Regions from separate parts of the Homo sapiens genome. Here region 1 is linked to region 2. The links are chromatin loops, found by intact Hi-C in ENCODE. Cell type or tissue: A673. All regions are shown on one strand. Each heading gives the region's core, and the rest is flanking DNA. Links, peaks and the distances in the headings are about the cores only. Region 1 overlaps MYO18B (myosin XVIIIB). Region 2 has its middle 30 kb from the start of LINC02559.

What was found. A loop is a pair of places that touch in the nucleus more often than their neighbours do. Peaks named below come from ENCODE experiments on the same cell type or tissue, not always from the same donor. Only the 100,000 strongest peaks of a DNase experiment are listed, where the experiment ranks them.
Region 1: a loop joins it to region 2, with 2.0 times the contacts of the local background. A loop is called at or near these places in 1 of 110 quality-filtered maps.

Annotation. Positions count from the first base shown.
Region 1 is chr22:26,014,271-26,019,651 of GRCh38, forward strand. All of the region lies in intron 42 of MYO18B (myosin XVIIIB), which reads left to right. Among named protein-coding and RNA genes, the nearest start is that of MYO18B-AS1, 120 kb to the left of the region's middle. In A673, for the core only: no CTCF peak of the experiment used is centred there; a DNase peak (open chromatin) is centred at 2,761; H3K27ac peaks cover 3,312 bases.
Region 2 is chr22:26,118,969-26,124,349 of GRCh38, forward strand. No RefSeq gene overlaps it. Among named protein-coding and RNA genes, the nearest start is that of LINC02559, 30 kb to the right of the region's middle. In A673, for the core only: no CTCF peak of the experiment used is centred there; a DNase peak (open chromatin) is centred at 3,063; H3K27me3 peaks cover 1,375 bases.

The DNA of each region.
Region 1 (5,381 bases), core at 62-5,061, 100 kb before region 2:
ACTGTCCACATTACACAACAGTATAAATTTGTCATAAATCAAGTGATCTTATGTATATACGTCTGTCTATTCTATTTCACTTTTCTATGTGTCCATCCTTGAACCAATATAGCATTGGAAGTATAAGTTCTCCATATTAATTATTCTTTCAGGTCAGCAAATGACTCTCAGGGAAAGTGCCACATCATACTGTATTCACCTTCAGTGTATTTCCCTCTTTGCAGGATTTGGCCTTTTGAGTCCTGGCTGCTTTGATGGCTTCCCACTGTCCTTAAATTTGAATTCTACTTTTCTGGCTTTCCAAGTAGCTCTGGTGCAAGCTATTACATCTGGAAGCTGAGTGCTGAGCTAGGCTTTTATTCTCTTACATAAATAAACATTTTTTTTTCCAATGTACACTTCCACCAACAGTGTATAAGCATTCGTTTTTCTCTGCAACCTCACCAGCACCTGTCTTTTTTTGACTTTTAAATAATAGCCATTCTAACTGGTGTGAGTTGGTATCTCATTGTGGTTTTGCTTTGCATTTCTAATGATCAGTGATGTTGAGCTTCTTTACATATGCTTGTTGGTCACATGTATGCCTTCTTTTTAAAAGTGTCTGTGCATGTCCTTTGCTCACTTTTTAATGGGTTTTTTTTTTCTTGTACATTTGTTTAAGTTCCTTATGGATGCTGGATATTAGACCTTTGTCACATGCATAGTTTGCAAATATTTTCTCCCATTCTGTAGGTTGTCTCTTCACCCTGTTGATAAGTCTCTTTTGCTGTACAGCAGCTCTTTAGTTTAATTTGATCCCATTTGTCAATTTTTGCTTTGGTTGCAATTGCTTTTGGCATCTTCATCATGAAATCTTTGCCCATTCCTGTGTCCAGAATGGTATTGCCTAGGTTGTCTTCCAGAGTTTTTATAGTTTTGGCTTTTACATTTAAGTATTTAATCCATCTTGACTATTGTAGAAAACAGCATGGTGATTCCTTAGAGACCAAAAGCAGAAAAACCATTTGACCCAGCAATCCCATTACTGGGTATATACCCAAAGGAATATAAATTGTTTTACCGTAAAGACACATGCATATATATGGTTCATCACAACACCATTCACAATAGCAAAGACATGGAATCAACTTAAATGCCCATCAATGGTAGACTGGATAAAGAAAATGTGGTACATATATGCTATGGAATACTATGCAGCCATAAAAAAGAATGAGATCATGTCCTTTGCAGGGACATGAATGGAGCTGGAGGCCATTATCCGTAGCAAACTAATACAGGAACAGAAAACCAAATACCACATCATCTCACTTATAAGTGGGAGCTAAATTATGAAAGCACATGGACACATAGAGGGGAACAACACACACTGGGGCCTATCAGAAGGTGGAGGGTGGGAGGAGGGAGAGGATCAGAAAAAATAACTAGTGAGTACTAGACATAATTCCTGGGTGATGAAATAAACTGTACAACAAACCCCTGTGACATGAGTTTACCTATATAACAAACCTGCACATGTACCCCTGAACTTAAAAGTTTTTTTTCTTACTTTCTACACCTAGGGAAACACGAACTTTCACTTATATTTTCTTCCAGTCCTAACTTAGTGCATCTACCACCCCCTCTAGAATGTAAGTTACTTGAAGACAATCACTATTCATCTCTATATTGACAGCATCTGTCTTCATGACACTCAATAAATGATTCAGGATGGACGCAAGGAAATATTAATGGATGCATAATTTCCATTCAGTTAAAGCTGCATCTTCATGGGGAACTGGGTGCTTTTATGAATGAGTCTGAGATTTTCTGTCACTATTGCCATTTCACCATACTCTGGTGAGACAATGTCTCTGCATGGAAAGTGAAGGGATGCATTAAATTCACTTAAATATGTTGAATCCAAATTGAATCTACAAGCCAAGTAGATTTTAATTACTCTACAAATCTAGAATTGTGTTCTTCAAAACATTGTGAAAATTGTAGCAGAAGGTAAAAGACTCGAGTTGTAGAGCCAGTACTTGCACCATCTCATCAGAGTGTGACTTGGGAAGTTCTATTCCCTTCTCTGTTTTCCTAGGTGTAGAATGAGGGGTTCAAACCAGATGAGGCCCACACCTCCCTCTCAATTTGATATCCTAGAAATTGATCACATCCTGTAGAAATGAAACAAGGCTCTTGGCTTGGTGTTAGAAATATGGAGAACTCACTTTAGATTGTGTACTGGAAGTGGGTTTTGAATCTTGTTTTTCAGCCAGGAGAAGTGGATGTGACTGACCAGTGAGTGGGGATACTGGGTTCTGAATTATTCAGCCCAGGTGAGGCAGCCCTTTGCACATTCTTTCTGCAGTTCCACAATCCCCCATCTTTCTGTTCCTCCATTCCTTCATTCTTTCCATTCTACAAGCTTTCTTTGAGGCAGTCCTGATGCTGGGGATTCATAGAAGAAAGACATGGTCTACTCCAGAAACTCCAGTATCTCCCAGTCTTGCTGGGAGATACAAATAAGTAAATAGACAACCACAGTACAGAGGGGGACACAGGAGGCTGTGGGAGCCAGGAGAGGCCCCAGCCCAGGCCAGAGGGCGGAAAGGCTTCCTGGGGGAAGCTACAGTTGGGCTGAACATTAAAGGGTGAGTGAAAATGTTTGTTTGTGTGTTTTTTCTTTAAATATAGAATAATGGTTTATGAGAATCACCTGCAGAGTGTCAGTTCCTTCCTCTCTGACTCCCTCCTAACTCTTTTTTATTAGGCTAATTTCCTTCCTTCCTTCCTTCCTTCCTTCCTTCCTTCCTTCCTTCCTTCCTCTCTGTGCCTCTCCCTCCCTCCCTCACTCACTCACTCCCTTCCTTCCTTCTTTCCTCCCTTCCACTCCCTCCCTCCCTCCTTCTTTCCTTCCCTTGCTCCTTCCTTCCTTCCTTTTTCTTTCTTCCTTCTTTTTTTAAATTTGTTAACAAAAGAGGACACTATCAACTCGTAGCTTCTACTTTGATAGTTGTTAGAATTTTCCACATTGACTTTATTTCTGTCTTTAGCTCCTCCTCTACATCTATGTTTAAACACATTTTCCTTCTTCCTTCCTTCCTTCCTTCCTCCCTTCCTTCCTCCCTCCCCTCCTCCTTCCTCCTCTCCCTTCTCTTTTCCTTTCCTTCCCCTTATGAAAACAAGTTGACAACATCACAACAGCTCTCCTTAAATAGTTTCGCATCTTTCTTCTAAGAAGGACATTTTCTAACGTATCAGTATCGCACTTAGGAAAATTAACAAATCCATAACATTATCTAAGATCTCAACTTTTATGTTACCCAATTATCCTAAAACTGTCCTGTATCACTGTATTTTTATATTATCCCCTTATGTATTTATTTTTCAAATTTAATTTTTAAAAGCAGTGGGTACATGTGCAGGTGTGCTACAAAGATATATTGCATGATGCTAAGATTCAAAGAATGATTCTATTAAAGAATGATACTCATTATATTTGATTATGCTTCTTTAGTCTCTTTTAAGAAAAATAATAGACTTTTTAGTTTTAAGCTGTTTTAGGTTTTCACAAAAAGAGCAGAAAGCATAGAGAGCTCCCATATATCCTTTTTCCCTGTTCTGTTTTTCTTATTATTAACATCTTGCATTACTCCTCCATCTCTTTTAAATGAGAACGATCCCCTTATCACCACCCAGCTCCAATTTTACTGTTTTGTTTTTTTTTTTTTTTTTTTTTTTGCGGGGGCAGGGGGTGTAGAGTTCCAGGGGTGACTTGAATGGGCAACTCTATGCAAAAATCACTGACCTTAGTCCCTGGTAGCCAGTAAGAATGTGTAGGTGAAGTCAAGGCAAATTCTGCTGAGTCACATAAGGCATGCAGGCAGGTGTCCACTCAGGGCAGCTCGATGGATTGGTTTGTAAAATTGTCAAAGACTCGGCCCCGACCTTAAGCATCAGAGAGAACAGCAAGCAAGCCTTGAGAGCGACCTTGTCTCATAAAAACTGCCATATTGTAAGGAATGTAGGATATTCACTGTGTCTGTTTCCTGACTCTATTCCCCATGTCAGGAGTGGCCAGGCATGGGGACAGCATGGGGACAGATTGCTGCTAATGTCACCTCCTCCTCACTTCCCTGCTCCCTTGGCTATCCTTCCCCCAAACCCCAGCACCCTCCTTGCTTTGAACTTCCCTCTCAGCTAGGGGTGGGGGAGCTTCCTAAGCCTCAGTTTTCTTGCCTGTGCAATTTAGGTATCAGCCCTTGCTGGTCAAGGGTTTTGCAGATTGAATAAGCTAAGAATCAATAGGAGGAATCTTCTGCTTTTGCTTGGAGTGTCTTTCTTGAGCCATCGCCGCCATTGAAATCCTACCCTTCTTCCAAAGCCTGACTCAACCCACCTCGTCAAGAAAGGCTGTGCATGGCCAGGCGTGGTTGCTCACGCCCATAATCCTAGCACTTTGGGAGGCTGAGGTGGGTGGATTACTTGGGGTCAGGAGTTGGAGACCAGCCTGGCCAACATGGTGAAACCCCATCTCTACTAAAAATACAAAAATTAGCTGGATGTGGTGGTGGCGAGCACCTGTAATCCCAGCTGCTTGGGAGGCTGAGGCAGGAGAATTGCTTGAACCTGGGAGGTAGAGGTTGCAGTGAGCCGAGATTGTGCCATTGCACTCCAGCCTGGGTGACAAGAATGAAACTCCATCTCAAAAAAAAGAAAGGAACGCTGTGCACCCAGGCACCAGTATTGACTGCTGTCTCCCTTGCCAATCTCTTGCTGCATTTATAGTCTGTGCTTCACAGTTTCTCTGGAATTTCTTGCATTGCTGACCCTTCTCCATGGTTTTTTTCCAGACTCAACACCTACACTGCTCTCCCCAGGAGGGGAGGGCAGCCCATCTTCTGCTGCTATGTGCTGAAAACATTATAGGTAGACAGACCAGCATGGGAGTCTCAGCTCTGCTCCTTCTCAGCAAGCCCATTTGCCTGTCTTAGCCTCAGCTTCCTCATTTATAAAATGGGACGATAAAGGGCAGTAGAGCAGAGCAGTTGGGAGCCATGGGCCTGGGGTAGGACTCCTTGGTTTAAATCCATGTTCTCCCACTTATTACATGACAAATTACTGATTCTTTCTGAGCCTCAGTTCTGACTTGGGAAGATTGCAATATCTGCTTTAGAGGACTGTTGTGAGCGTAAACTTGAGTAAAGTCTGCAAAGCCTAAAGGCATAATACATGATAACTCTAATGATGTGCTATTTACCTGCACACCACAGTGGCTTAGTAAGTGCCTCCCATTCCCTGCATAATGCATAGTCCTGGGTGCCATGTCAACTTTTGTTACAGACTCTCTGTTGTTATTTTGGACTCAGTTACCAAATATTCAGGTCATCTTCAAAGAGCAT
Region 2 (5,381 bases), core at 288-5,287:
AGAAAAATGCAAATGAGACATCACAATGCAATATCACGATGTACCTATCAGAATGACTGAAATAAACAATAATGAAAACACCAAATGCTGGCAAAGATATGGAGAAATTAAATCACTCATACACTGCTGGTGGGAATGTAAAATGGAATAGCCATGCAGAAAAACAGTTTTGCGATTCCTTATAAAACTATATATGCAAATACCACAAGACCCAGCAATTACACTCTTAGGCATTTGTCCTAGAGAAACAGAAATTCATGTTCACACAAAAATCTATACACGAACGTTCATAGTAGCTTTATCTGTAATAGCCCAAAACTGGAAACAGTCCAGGGATCCTTTCATGAGAGAATGTACACTTACTCCAAATTGGCTGTGTTTGTTTCCGAATCTGTTTATGCTGATTGTACTTGGTGAACACACTGTGGTACATCCATACCATGAAACACTACACACCAATAGAAAGAAATGAAATTTTCATATCTGCAACAACTTGGATGAATCTACAGGAAATTAAGCTCAGTGAAGGAAAGACAATTTCAAAAGTCACAGACTATATGATTTCATCTATATAACATTTGTGAAATGACAAAATTACAGAAATGAAGACAGGATGAGTGGTTGTCAGGGCTTAAGGAAGGGGTGGGGTGAGAAGAAAGTGGCTGTGCCTGTAAAAGGGCAACAGAATGAATCCTCATGGTGATGGGGGTGCTCTGTGTCTTGACTGTGTGAAGGTCAATATCTACATTGTGAAATTGGACTAGTTTCGCCAGATGTTACCACTGGGGACGATTAGGTAAACGGTACATTGGATCTCTGTGTTTCTTAGAATTGCATGTGAGTCTACAACTATCTCAAAATAAAAAGTTCAATTTTTTAAAAAACAGAGTATTGGCTCCCTGCTCCAAACCTTTCAAAACTTCCTATTGCCTTTGTAATAAAATACAAATGCTCATCTTGACTTCCAGGCCCTGTTGACCTCCCAGACTGTCCCATGCTGCCCCATTTTCCAGACCCCAGTCATCCTGGGCTGTTTTCATTTCCTTTCTAACTTGATTTCCAGCCTTCTTCTGCGATGTTCTCACTCCACAAAATATCTTCTCCTGGCTTTTCTCCCAGCTGCTCCTTCTTGTCATTTGGGTTTCAGCCTAAACATCACCTCCTCATGGAGGCCCTCCTTGATTTCTTCCAGATAGGCTCCCTCTAAAGTTCTCTCAATGTCTATCTGTAATTATTGTCTTTTCTGGTTTACTGACTTAATTTTGTCCTCTCTACTAGACTGTAAGTTCCTTGAGGGCACGGATCTTGTTAACTGGGCTCACTAATGTTTCCCCAGAGTCAGCTGAGTGGCTGGCACATAAAAGAGGCTGAATAAATACTTGCAGGTAGGAGAAGAGGAAGGGAGGATAGAAGGGAAGAGAGGATGAAGGGATGAAGAGAGGGAGGGAGGAGAAAAGGGTAGAAGGGAGGAAGGGAATGATTAAAGGAGGGACGGAGAAAAGGGAGAGAAGGTGGGATGGGGTGGGAGATGTCAAAGAAGCAGCTCAACAGGACTTTGGCTATGGGCAAGGGGGAAAGAAGGAATGCATGATGACATCTGGTTTGGGCTTGGTCATGATGGCAGACGCTGGTGCCATTTGTTCTTCATGAGGAAGGAGAATGTTTGCAACAGGAGAAAAAAGTGTGAGTTCATTTTCAATGTGTCAAATTCCTCTATCTCCCTGCCTACCCCAAGTCCTTCTGCACCTGGTTATCTTGTATATACAGAGGAGCCCTTTTTACCGAATACACATAAGATAAGTAATTGGTCAGTAAATCAAAAGGAAAATGGTTAAAACTGAGAATGAAAATGATAAATTCCTTAACACATTTTATTAAACTTAAAGATGTGTACATTCATTCGCTGATCTTAAGACAAAAGGTGAGGCTTTTTTGGCCGAGAATGTTTTTTGCTATTGGTGTTTCATATAGTTTTTCTTGCCAAGTGATATCTATGTGATATGCACTAACTCTGATCCTAAACAGTCACCTCCCACACCTAATTTGATAGCAGTTCTTTAATAGGTTTACTTAATTAAATGGTGTAATTATAACAACATGTACAACCAGCATAAACAGGTTTGGAAACAAACACAAACGACTTAGAGTAAGTGTGCACCTTGGCTAAGAGGTGCCAAGTGCCCGGGGAAATGAGAGTGGTGTCTGCTAGCCATCAGTGGGCATCAGTCCTCATGATTTTTAGCAAGACTGAGAGTCTGTAAACATGGCAAGTTTGTTAAGAGGAAATTGGCTAAGATTTAGTGAAGTATTTACTTAAATATGCATTGAATAAATGAGTGAAATTTGCGATCTAATCTCAATCATCCCTCTGGCCTCAATGTCCTTTTCTGTAAAATGGGCCCAAGACTAGTTAAGTGGCAAAGTTATCATTGACACGAGATGAGCACAAGTGTATAAACCTGGCACCCAGCTCCTAGCTCCTGCCCAAAGCCAGGGTTGGAGCAGATCTTTCCGAAGCCCTCAGCCTGTGAGGTCTGCATGTCGACAACTTTTTACAAAAGCAGCCAGGACCCCCTGGCTACCTTCCCTGTTGCCCAAAAGACATAAAATAGGAATGTGATTTATTGTACCCCCAAAACTCAAATGACAAGAGACAATTAAGTACCTCCCTCATGGAGAAACCCTGGGCAGCCTGATAAGCAGATATGGCCCAGATATTGAGGGCAGGTAGACAGGGCTTGAATCCTGATTCAACTTCATATTATCTGTGTCTTCCTGGGCAAGTGACATTATCTTCCAGAGCCTTGGTTTCCTCATCTATAAAATAGGAGTTAAAATGAATGCATGTGAAGTATCACATTTATGTGTAGTACACAGTAGGTACATCATCAGTAGTAGCTACTAATATTATTGTTAATTATTATTATTGAAAGCTGGCAGAAACAGGCAGCCTGCCAGAGACCCTCTGGTCATACAACAAATGAATGTTGCTCTTCTGTCCTAGACAGGAAAAAGCAATTTGCCATTTCCTCTCCCACTTGAGTTGATTGCCGTTTCCTTCTGATTAATATTTATGAAACTGGCTTTGTGCCTTTGCAAGGGAAGTCCCCTGTTTGTCAAACAGAGGTCTATAAATTTATATGATAATTATCCTCCCCATCCATTCCAGTACCCCCCGGAAAGCAAAGATAACTGAAATGAGGTGTCCATGAGATTTAATGGGTGGGAGACTTTGGCCATGGAGGAACTACATACGCAAAACCTCTGTAGGAAATATGCTGGGGAAACCAGAGTGTCCTGGACTACTGGGATGTCAGGGTTAGAAGATCCTCAGGGTTTGTCTGGAGCCATCTCTCCCTAACTGCCGGGAGATTACAAGATACAGATGTGGTCAATCAGCATAGACCTCCCTCCTTCTCCACAATGATTGGTTTATAATGGGCACCCGCCTCACGCCGGTGCACTTGAAATGGATCTAGGGATTCTATCACAAGAGGTGCTGCTAAGCTGGAGAACGTCGTCTTAGAGGTGCCAGAGCTGACTAAAAGAGTCTGCCAGCACTATGGGAGGCTGAGGCGGGCGGATCATGAGGTCAGGAGATCAACACCATCCTGGCTAACACAGTGAAACCCTGCCTCTACTAAAATACAAAAAATTAGATGGGAGTGGTGGCACGCACCTGTAGTCCCAGCTACTCGGGAGGCTGAGGCAGGAGAATCGCTTGAACCTGGGAGGCAGAGGTTGCAGTGAGCCGAGATTGGCCACTGCACTCCAGCCTGGGCAACAGAGCGAGACTCTGTCTCAAAAAAAAAAAAAAGAAAGAAAGAAAAAAAAAGAGAGAGAGAGAGAGACTGCCCAAGAAGCAAACAAAATCAAAACCTCTGAAAGACAGAAGAAACCAATTCTTGATATTATTTGAGTACTGGATGCAACTATGCCTGAATTTCTACTCACTGAATTTTACAGTTGCATAAATCAATAAATTATTCATTCTTGCCAAAAGCCAGCTGAGTTTTGCATCTGTCACTTGCAACCAAAAGAATACTGTTAAAGTTTACCCCCTTATTTGATAGATAAAAATTCTGAAGTCCAGAGCGGGGAAGTGACTTGCCCAAAGTTACGCAGCAAGCTTGTGGTGGAAACCAGTATGAACGAAGGAACGTAGTTTCACTTTCTATATTTTAAAAATGCACATTAGACAAAGCTTAAAAAAAATTTTTTTTGTAGGCAGTTGCCATGGTTAAGATATGGTTTGTTTGTCCTCACCAAAACTCATGTTGAAATTGGATCCCCAGTGTGGAGGTGTTGGGAGATGGGGCCTAGTGGGAGCTGCTTGGGTCATGGGGAAGATCCCTCATGAGTTACTTGGTGCCATTCTTGCAGTAGTGAGTGAATTCTTGCTCCAGTGAGACTAGATTAGTTCTCTTGGGAATAGATTAGTTCCCAAGAGAGTGGAAGAGAGTGGATTGTTATACAGCCAGTGTGTTAGTCCATTCTTGGATTACTATAAAGAAGTATCTGAGGCTGGGTAATTTATAAAGAAAGAAGTTTAATTGGCTCACAGTTATGCAGGCTGTACATGAAGTATGGTGCCAGCATCTGCTTCTGGTGAGGCCTCAGGAAGCCTACAGTCATGGCAGAAGTCAAAGGGGGGTCAGCAAGTCACATAGTGAGACAGGAGCAGGGAGGTGCCACACACTTTTGAACAACCAGATCTCTCATGAACTCAGAGAAAGAACTCACTCACTCATCACCAAGGGGATGGCAATAAGCCATTCATGAGGAATCTGCCCCTGTGATCCAAACACCTCCCATCAGGCCCCACCTCCAACACTGGGGATTACATTTCAACATGAGATTTGGAGAGGACAAACACCCAAACCTTGTCAGCTGGGATGTTCCTCTGTTTTTCCCTTTTCGCACATCTGCTTCCCTTTTTACCTTCTTTGCCATGTTGTGATGCAGCATGGAAGCCCTCACTAGAAGCCAGGACCATGCTGTTGAACTTCTTGGTCTACAGAATCATGAGCCAAATAAACCTCTTTTCTTTATAAATTGCCCAGTCTTAGGTATACTATTATGGCAACACAAAATGGACCAAGACACAAATGTTGGCTTGGTATGAGGAAATATCACACTTGTACACTAACTGGAAAGTGTGGAAATTAGTAAGCCTTTCTGGAGAGAGAGGCATTTTGGCAACAGAATACTTAGAAATCATGTTGATATTTAATGTGTAAATAGATCATATTATACCACAGGACCCCGGATGCATGAATCCTGCCTCAAAAATATGTGTATCTTCTCACCTAGGAGGAATTCCCCTTGAAGAATTTGTCCTAAGGAAATAATCTAAAAGGCCTGCAAATATTTAGGCACAA